Linked DNA regions of Homo sapiens: region 1 is linked to region 2. A link is a contact called in ENCODE Hi-C or POLR2A ChIA-PET data. All regions are on one chromosome and are shown on one strand. The core of a region is the stretch at or near the end of the contact, and the rest is flanking DNA. Distances in the headings are between cores, read along the strand shown.

Evidence for each region. Hi-C counts contacts between places; a loop is a spot of excess contacts on that map. ChIA-PET counts read pairs that join two places held with the same protein, here RNA polymerase II (POLR2A). Pooled maps may share reads with other maps.
Region 1: a pooled map shows a loop between it and region 2 (4-fold over the local background). The contact joins two enhancer-like sites. A Hi-C loop is called at or near these places in 2 of 50 pooled maps. POLR2A ChIA-PET finds 5 or more read pairs at or near these places in 3 of 52 experiments (GM10248, K562 and T-cell).

What each region holds. Positions count from the first base shown.
Region 1 is chr1:213,068,718-213,074,071 of GRCh38, reverse strand. It overlaps RPS6KC1 (ribosomal protein S6 kinase C1), which reads right to left. Exons shown (of 15, transcript NM_012424.6): 2 at 3,031-3,066. Among named protein-coding and RNA genes, the nearest start is that of RPS6KC1, 20 kb to the right of the region's middle. RefSeq lists an enhancer at 3,332-3,631. Within about 2 kb of position 3,516, at least 2 of the 41 ENCODE cell types and tissues checked have a DNase peak (open chromatin) inside an H3K27ac peak, as active enhancers do.
Region 2 is chr1:212,978,779-212,983,341 of GRCh38, reverse strand. All of the region lies in intron 7 of VASH2 (vasohibin 2), which reads right to left. Among named protein-coding and RNA genes, the nearest start is that of VASH2, 31 kb to the right of the region's middle. RefSeq lists enhancers at 1,351-1,500, 1,611-1,830, 3,663-3,712 and a silencer at 3,081-3,375. Within about 2 kb of position 3,306, at least 12 of the 41 ENCODE cell types and tissues checked have a DNase peak (open chromatin) inside an H3K27ac peak, as active enhancers do.

The sequences.
Region 1 (5,354 bases), core at 2,267-4,766, 91 kb before region 2:
CAACATCACTACCACACTATTTGCTTATGGATTTTATTTTCCCTCTTTTCAAGAGCCTTTCCTTTCCCGATATATTTCTGAGTGTGTACCTATTTTCTAAAATGATTTTTTCTCACGCTTGTAATCACAGCATTTTGGGAGGCCGAGATGAGCAGATCGCCTGAGGTCAGGAGTTTGAGACCTGCCTGGCCAACATGGTAAAACCCCGTCTCTACTAAAAATACAAAAATCAGCCAGGTGTGGTGGTGGGCACCTGTAGTCCCAGCTATTCAGGAGGCTGAGGCAGGAGAATCACTTGAGCCCGGGAGGCCGAGGTTGCAGTGAGCCAAGATCATGCCACTGCACTCCAGTCTGGGTGACAGAGCGAGACTCCATCTCAAGAAATAAATAAATAATATAAATAATAAATAAATAATAAAACTATTTTTTAAAAAAGGATTTAAAAGTTAGAGATTTCTGACATAATACATAGAAAGTCCTGTTTCAGTTCTTTTCCTTTCCCAAATTTCACCAGTGAAATATCCTACCTGTAGAGAGAAACAGGTACAGGTTAATTTGTTTAAAAAAGGGTGAGGGGGAGCAAAACCATCTCTTCTTCACTTTTCTGCTGTCTATTCATGTTCTACACAATCTACTGAATGACAGGCCACAGATCTTTTAGCATTCTTAGGAAGAAAACACTGATGTGGTGGCATGTGCCAAGGTATATATAAAAGAAAAACAACAAAATTTCTCCTATTTTATAAGGCTAGCGTATTACTAGCCCTACATTTTGTTAAACTATCAGTACATCTAGTCCTCAATAGCCCTTGTGAAGCTTTACTATATAGTCTAAAGCAGTAACAAATGAATAAGTTAATGGAGAGGGAAAGTGAAAGGAAGTGAAAAACAAACTCTAAGTGGTGAATTCCTCTCCCAAATGAGAATTCTAATGTTTAAATACACTAAGTGGGAAACTAAAAAAAGTACTGTTATAATTTCAAGATTATTCTATATTTTAAGAAGCCAACTAAATAGAAAACTTTTAAAAATTTATACCACTTCTAACAAAGAACCATGCAATTGTCTAACTAAAAGACACTTACAAGAGTTTTCAGATGAATGGTTCACCAACAGTTGTTATTATAAAAGAGTTTTCCCGAAAAAAGGACTAAGAAAATGGCAGAGAGTATGTTCATGGATAGGTTGGTTCAGGATTCTCCCTGGAAAATGGGAACATCAAGCTACAAACTACAGCACAGCAATCAGACAATGCATTCAAAGGAAATACACCCATTTTCAATTTTAAGAGTTGTAAACTAGAAATCTAAAGAATAGTTCACACTCATCAATTGATACAAGTAAAGACAGAAAAGTACTTTAATCAATGGTGCAAATTACTTTCACTGATACATATATATGTATGTATACATTTTTTTCTTTCAAAATAACAATATTACAATATTCTTTCTGTTTCCTGGTAGGGAATGAATTGTCTTAAAACCCATCAGGAAAATAGTATTAAATCTATTTTTTTTTTTTTTTGAGACAGAGTCTCACTCTGTTGCTCAGGCTGGAGTGCAGTGGTGCAATCTCAGCTCACTGCAACCTCTGCCTCCCAGGTTCAAGCAGTTCTCCTACCTCAGCCTCCCAAGTAGATGGGATTACAGGTGCCTGCCACCATGCCCAGCTAATTTTTGTATAAAAATATATCTGTTTTAAATCATAGGACAAAAACAACTATGAAATCAGACATAGCCAGAAATGATAATGTATAAAATTTAAATATTATCTAAACCTGGGGCCATACACTCATATCAACCAGTACCAAACAGTCACCTTAAATGTATGAATCAAGCCAGGTATTTTCTGTAGAGTAGTGGGACCCGTGGCTAAACAGAAACAACCTACCACCCAAAGACATTCATATTTAATTGTGGAAAAAAAAAAAACAATACTGTTGCAGAATCAGGACTGTAAACTTAAAGTATCTGTTTTAAACACATTAGGGAGGCGGAAAAAATCCTGATATATGTCCTTCTAGTCTTAGTGAAATTGAGCAGGGACTAAAATGAAAATAAATCAAGAAACATTCAAAGCAGCAAGCTCCTCAGTAAGGATTCCTAAAGATACACAACAAGCACAAAGTAAATACAAATAGAGAATTCCACAATTTTAAGCAAAACATAACAGGCTGGTACCATTATAGAAAGAAGGAAAAAAAATGAAAAAATGCACAGAAGAATCTGCAAAAGAACTTACTAACTTAAAGTTTAAAAAAAAAGAAATATCTATGCCTAAAGCAGTTTTCCAAGATGTCAACATGTCAATTCAATCTAAAAGTGAAAGTAGGCAGAGACCCATAATTTACTGTTAGAATCTTTAAAATAAATATTAGTTACCAAATACTTTTTATTACACAGGCATTATGATCTTGAAATGGGTAAATAGGGGCCCTTAAGTGATACTGAAATCTTGTAAACACTAGTTACCAGAACAATGATCACTTAGTAAACAGCACCATAATTCATTAAATTCTTATTTATATAACTTAACACCTACTAAAACTTAACAATTACTTAGTAGGTCTCAAATAGGACACTTCAGCTACTGTTTTGTGAAATGAAGACAATCTTCACGCAAACATATAAAGACTGATGTACAGGCCAGGCACAGTGGCTCACGTCTGTAATCCCAGCACTTTGGGAGGCTGAGGCAGGTGGATCACCTGAGGTCAGGAATTCGAGACCAGCCTGGCCAACGTGGTAAAACCCCATCTCTACTAAAAATACAAAAATAGCTGAGTGTGGTGGCAGATGCCTGTAATTCCAGCTACTCGGGAGGCAGAGGCAGGAGAATCACTTGAACCCAGGAGGCAGAGGTTGCAGTGAGCCGAGATTGCGCCACTGCACTCCAGCCTGAGCAACAGGAGCGAAACTCCGTCTCAAAAAAAAGAGGTTGATGTACAAATGATTCAGGCAATTTCCTCAAAAAAGCATTTAGTTAAATTTTTATCAAATACATAAAATAAAATCTTCATATAAATGTTACCTCCTGGACATCCTCTGGATTTCTTCGTGAAACAACCTAAAACAAAACATACATAGAAATCTCTAATCATTATCAAAATTTAAGATTTCATATTTGTATAATTAACTTCCAATAGTATTTGTATGAAAAATTCAATTTGCTTAAAAAAATAAACACTATATCATTTATCCAAAACTCAGCTATATAATAACTTCACTATCTGAAATTCATACTGTTAAATCAAGTTTAACCTAAAGTTACCTCCCTTAGGCTACATATTTTAAGTTTGGCCTAAAAGTTTCTCTGTACATAATGAAAGAGAAATAGATATGTAAATAGATGTGTAAAGACTGTAACCTACTCTGGCGCCAATCACCAAGTTTTGGCCAAAGAGAGCCAACTGTTCAAACAGTGTTCAAATAAGGCAAATGCTTAGTTGGAACCAATACAGCTGTTTCAGTTTCCTTTTCTGTACATCACTTTCCTTTTTCTGTCCATAAATCTTCCACCACATGGTTGCGCTGGAGTCTCTCTGGACCTACACTGGCTGAGGAGGCTGACCAATTTGTGAATCATTCTTTGCTCAATTAAACTCTGTTAAATTTAATTTGGCTAAAAATGTTATTTTAACAATACTAAAAATTAAGCAAAAAAACAGCTAAAAGTAAGTCCACATGCTAAAGTTCATATATTCACTACATTCTTAAGAAAAAGCATCTGGCCTTTACTCTTACTTAATTAACATAATTCTAACAAGTTTGTTCACATCTCCCCTTCCCAGCAAGCCTATATACAAATTAGAAGCATAAAAAGCAGCTGCACTTAGGCAAAGTGTACAAGGGATCTCCCTACATTATTTCTTACAACTGTATATGAATCTACAATTAGCACAATAAAACTTTCAATTAAAAAAAAGCAGCTACAATGCTCGGACACAACATGTGAGAAGTATGAGAAGTAATCACTGGCTACCTATGATGAAGAAAACAAAAGTAATATAAATTATTTACAAACATTCAGGGACAAATAATCCTTCTATCAATACTCCCTAAGCAAAGAGGAAAAGGAGAGATTCCTTCAGACTTCCCTGATGACAAAGGCCAAAAAGTCTAACACCAGGTAAAAAGATTTTTTTCACAAAACTTTTGAAAAGGCTAGGTGTTTAAATCATCAAACAGCATCCTAAATTAGGAAAATCTCACATTAGATTACATAATACGGTACCATCCATGTAAGTGTCAAATTAACGGTTTTGAAGCTACAATGGTGTATTTTGCAAAAATAAACAAAAAGATAAATCAGGCTGTTCTGCCTATGGAGTAGCCATTCTTTATTCCCTTACTTTCTTAATAAACTTGCTTTCACTTTAAAAAAAATTTTAAAAAAAGATAAATCAAACACACATTAAAATGGTTGCCTAGGAGTGTGAGGAAGAAAAGGGTCTTTGATATCTAATGACAATACACCATGAACTAGGGATTATAATCCATTCAGCAACACCCCTAAAGTCCAAAATAAGAACAAAAAATAGAGGATGTAAAGTCAGACAAACCTTGGTTCAAATTACAGTTCCTCTTACAGGTTTGATCTCATCGATAAAACGGAGATAATACTAACTGCCTGGCCTGGCTGTTGTGAACAACAAATAAGGACACAGCAAGAACTCTATAATTTAAAAGTTTCCTGTCCCCTACCAGACAGGTTAACCATTGTAAAAGGTCCCACCTAAGAATTCCAGAGAACAAATATCTTGCACTCTATTCTCCAACTTTCAGAATATATAAACTTGGTGAAATCTTGTAGTAATTGTCATTAATTTATACTACAGTGCTATGCAATAGAACTTTCTGTGATAACGGAAAAAAAGGTTCTCTATTTGCAGTGTTCAACACAGCCACCACTAGCCACATGTGTGTGGCTACTGAGCCACTGAAATATGGCTACTTTGAGAAACTACATTAATTTTATTTCATTTAAATTAATTCAAAAAAATTTTTGTATTAAAGAGACAGGGTCTCACTCTGTCACCTAGGCTAGAGTGCCATGGCATGATCATAGCTCACTGCAGCCTCAAACTCCTGGACTCAACTGATCCTCCCACCTCAGCCTCTTGTGTAGCTGGAACTATAGGCACACCACAGTCGGCATACACACACACACACACACACACACACACACACACACACACATATATACACTTTTTTTTTTTTTTGGTAGAGATGGGGGTCTCCCTATGTTGCCCAGGCTGCTCTCAAATTCCTGGGATCAAGCAATCCTCCCGCCTCAGCCTCCCACAGTGCTAGGATTATAAGTGAGAACCACTGTAAGCCTTAATTTAAATTTAA
Region 2 (4,563 bases), core at 2,057-4,556:
ATCTTGGGTTTCTCAGCATCCAGAACCATGGGCCAATACATTTCCTGTTCATTATAAAGGACTCAGTCTCAGGTATTCTGTTACAGCGACACAAAATGGACTAAGACAACATCTGTTCCAGAATCCTGCCAATTCATAATCATTACACCTGCCTCAGAGACTGTGAACAATTTGAAAGGAGGGACCAGGGAAATTCATCTATGAATCCCACTGTGGAATACGTACTTATCAATCAAATTCTCACTAACATGTAAATGGATGATAGTGAATCATCTGTTACCTTTATCATGGGATATTTTATTTTAGAGACAAAGTCCTAAGCCAGGAATTCAAGTTACCATGACAACATTTTCAGAATTAACAAGCAGGAAGAACATTTATTTTCCGTATTGGAGTGGGTTTGCTTTACCCCTGAAAGCCATGTGGGGAACCTGCCTACTCATTAAGCTGAATGCATCAACAGCTTGAGTGCTTCCAAAGGAAAGGGACTAGGTCATCTTCTTCTTCTGTATCCCCACCCCTGCCACCTTCCACTAAGTACCCAGAACCCAGGAGAAGAAAAGGGCTAATACTGACAGAAAATGAGCTAAACTGAGATTCCTGGTGAACTGCCCAGAAGATGAAATCCTTTTCTTTTACAGCAACCGTGGCTGCAATCTCCTTGGCTGGCATAGGGCAGAAGTAGGTTATCACAGCATGCCACCTGCCTGTGGGGCCCAGCCAGAAATGTCATTCAGTCCTTGCCAGCTCATCTCAGGGCCAGAGCTGGGTGAGCTATTGTGTATAGAGAGGACTCTTCCAAGTGCTCCCCCAGCTCTAATTAGAATATTGCAAGGGGGTTTATTTTTAAGAAACACGAGCACTAGGATGATGATTCAGCCGGGTCTGCACTTGCCCAGAACCTCTCATCGGATCCAGGGTTATTATTTTAGACTAATATATTTCTCCAACCCCACCTCCCTGCCATCCTCCTCCAAACAAGGCAAAGAAATGAAAGAATTTTCTTTTTTCAAGGTTCTCCGGCAACATTTTGTTTTAGGGGAAAAAGAGTAGAAAACTTTACTTTGACTCACTTTGCAGGAGAAAGGATATCCACATGCACAGACAGTCCCAGCCTCACCTGTTGTGACGTAAATGGACTCAGAGTGAACTAGGGTGAAAGCTTGATGGCCTGGCCCCAAGGCTACACTTAACCCCAATGACAGGTCTGCATTCCCGGAGCCAGCTGGACGGAGGGTGCTCAAAGCAGGAGGTAGGCTAGGGAGAACAGGGTGGTGGTTCCACAGAGAAGTTATTCTGTCAAAAATCCTACTACTCTCTGCCACTGCTATCTCAACTTTGACAGCTGCACACCAAGTCCTTCACACTCTGAGGCAGCCTCAGTGCAGAGGAGGAGCTCGGCCTGACCAGATGGTGCCATCTGTGCAGCCACAAGAAGCCTCAGAACCAGAAAGTGATGGAGTGGAGACATGACCACATCCCAAGGCTGAACATGCATAGGGGTGTATCTGGGAGAGATGAGGTTTAAGAAAAGAAACAGGACGAGGAGAGGAAGTTCACAGGGTTCCCTCAACCACCCAGTCTCTCTTCCGCACCTCTGACTGAGGGCCATGTCTGGGTACGTGTGCCGGCAGGTGCTCACCCTCACACAGAAACACAAAGGCCAGACTGGCGGTACAGCCTGCAGGCTCGGGAGTCCAGGAAGGGAAGTGTGGGAAAAGTGCCACTGTAAACGTTAGACTCTTAATCCCGGATGTTAAGAATGTGGAAGAGATTAAACCAGGGGTGCTCTTGGCCCAGCATTTACAAGTTTAAGCAAAGACCCCAGGGCCACCCTTCTTGTGGAGTCTGGCCAGAATCAGGTCAGACCAGGCCCCGATTTAGGATTCACGGCCGGTCTGGGTAGGCCGCAGAGGCAGAGCATGGCCTCAGCTGGACGGACACAGGGAAAGGGAAGCTTCATTCACACCTGTCACCTTCATTCCAGGCCAGTCCGCTCCTCCCTCACATTCCTTGCTTCCCCTGATGGAAAGCACCGGTGCTGGCAGCTGCCAGGGCAGACAGCTGATGTTGCTATGTAAACAGAGGCCTCAGCCAAGACGGATTCGGCCCAGAAGAGATTTTTCAGCCGGTGCCCATCCCTTTGAGCCCTCCCCAGGCAGGAGACTCTGGCCATAGGCCAACTGTTGGAGATTCCAGGGCACAGTTTCCAGGCTCTGATGTCACTTCTCCTTTCCGGGACAAGAACCCCTCAGCTCTAGGAAACCTCACCCTGTCTGCCCCTGTCTGACCCTATGTGACCCTGGGGAGCTCACAGAGGCTCCTGGCTCACTCTGCCTGAGGTGGTCTTTTCTGATGAGGCCCATCATTCCATCTTGGTTTCTCCAAGCATCCCTGGAGACTCTGGGCCATATGAATTTCCCTGGGGGAACTGACCAGGCAGTCACTGGAGTAGAAACTGCCCCTTCACCATCTTGGCGGTTTAGCTTTTCCCTTCGTAGCCTTCCTAGTGTTCTTTTTTGTTTGTTTGCTTCCCTCTACTTTCCACCCTAAGGAAATCTCCTTTTCTCACTGGGGATATTTCTCATTTGGGATCTAAGGAGAATTACTTCTTGGGCACCAGTCAATGTGATTAGACCATGGAATCAAATTTATTTTCAATGACTTCATTAAACAACTTCTGCCCTTACTCAACCAGATGTCTGGACATACGTAATCCTTCCTGACAGAATGCAGCAGGAATTCCATTGTCCAGCTCAAGGCCCTGCAGTGAAAGGAGATGGGCTTTCAGGGCTTACTAACCTCTGGGACCCCCAGGGTGTCCAGCAGGGCAGACAGAGCCCGCTGGAGCCATGAACTGCCACAGAGATCAGTGATGAAGAAGGGAAATCAAAGAGGAAGAAAAGGGGAGGCAAAGAAAGGTGACCAGCAAAGAAAACAGGAGGAGAGACAGCAGGAAAAAAGCAGCCACACAGGGGAGAGAAGATGAAGAGGTTCTCATGGGTCCTCAGGAACACTGGCCTCCATTGAGAAGAATGTTTCACGTGGTCACTCTGGCTGCAAAACCAGAAAATCACTATCTGCTCACTCCAATTCACCCAGGGCCAGCTCATAGGCAGCAAGCCAAGAGTCATGAACTGTCAGAAATGGAAAGGACCTCGGAGAGCGCTGAAGCTTCCCAGTGAGGGCGCTGTTGGCATTTGAGGTGGAACGGTTCTTTATTGGGCAGGGTGGTCCTGGGCTTTGCGGGGCATTTACCATCTCAGGCCCCCGGCCCTAGCAAGGAGCCTCCTCACTTACCAAGATGTGAGAAGCAAACGCTTCCACCTCCCACCACACTTCTAACCCTCCTCTCCCAGAGCTGACCCAGTTGAGAACCCCTGGGAACACCCCTTAGTGAAGAGCTGCAAGGGTTCTGAGGCCCGGGGCTGGGAAGGAGTTGGTTTAAGTTCACAGATGGCCTTTGAAACATGAATCTCAACCTCCCTCTCCCTTTCTCTTTACGAACCACAGGAAAAAACTTGACAATTCAGTGTAGTAGGTGCTTTACACACTCCCAGAGGAGCAGTGTGAGAAAGGACCCGTGGGTGGAAGGGTGGGGGAGTCCTGGTTTCCCTCTTGAAACTTGGTCTCAGCGGATGCTACGCAGTCATCTTCACCTGCCCTCCCCCTCGGCTGATTCTTGTCAACCCAGTGACACTGATCCTCCTCTCGAAAGGGATTATTTAGACAAGTGCAAAAATGGAGAGGAATTCAAGGCTGGAAGTCGCTCCAGCTGGAGGGAGGAGGTGGATGGGGATATAATGCCACTAAAATTATCCATGGCAGACAGGGACTGGGACCCCACAGCTGATGGGCCTCTCGCCTGTTATGGTAATTTTCCACCCTTTGGGCCCCTCCCAAGCTTCCTCATGACACCCAACACATTTAGAAATGACGCGATGGCCTTATGTAATGCTGACAGAATAGCACAGGGACAGAGTCACCAAACCCTAGTCCTGGCCATCTTACAGTAAGATTCCCGGAGTTTGTGGAGTGATTGGGTCAAGACCATATTTGTCACTTTCTCATTTCCTCGCCAAAAGCAAGATTACCTAGAGAAAAGGCTGCTTGGCGAAGGCCATGGGTGGAAGCTGAGAAGCTGCTTCTCTCCAAACATACCTCCAGGAACACAGCTGTCCTGAGTTCTAGTGTGGCAGAATGGCGGGAGCTGGAATCTAGAGAGGGAAGCTGGGGCTTGGCGCTCCAGTGCTTGTGGCCTCTCACAGCTCTTCTTCTTATTCTCATGTCCTGCACCTCTCTTCCCTCTCCTCCTACACAGTAGACCCTGCAATCTCTTCCCCAGCCCTGCAACTCAGAAGTCAAGGTTTCGGAGGAATTAGGGAGAGAATCTTCCCTCCTCAAACACCTCAATCCATTTGAAACTTCAGCTGAGAGATCTGCCCTCCAGAGTTCCCTCCCAACCTCCAAGTGCTGGAGAAAGAGAAAAGAAGTGGCAAGGGTTTCCGCCACCAAGAATAACCATAGTCTTACTGGATTTGCTAATACAAAATTGTCCACGGG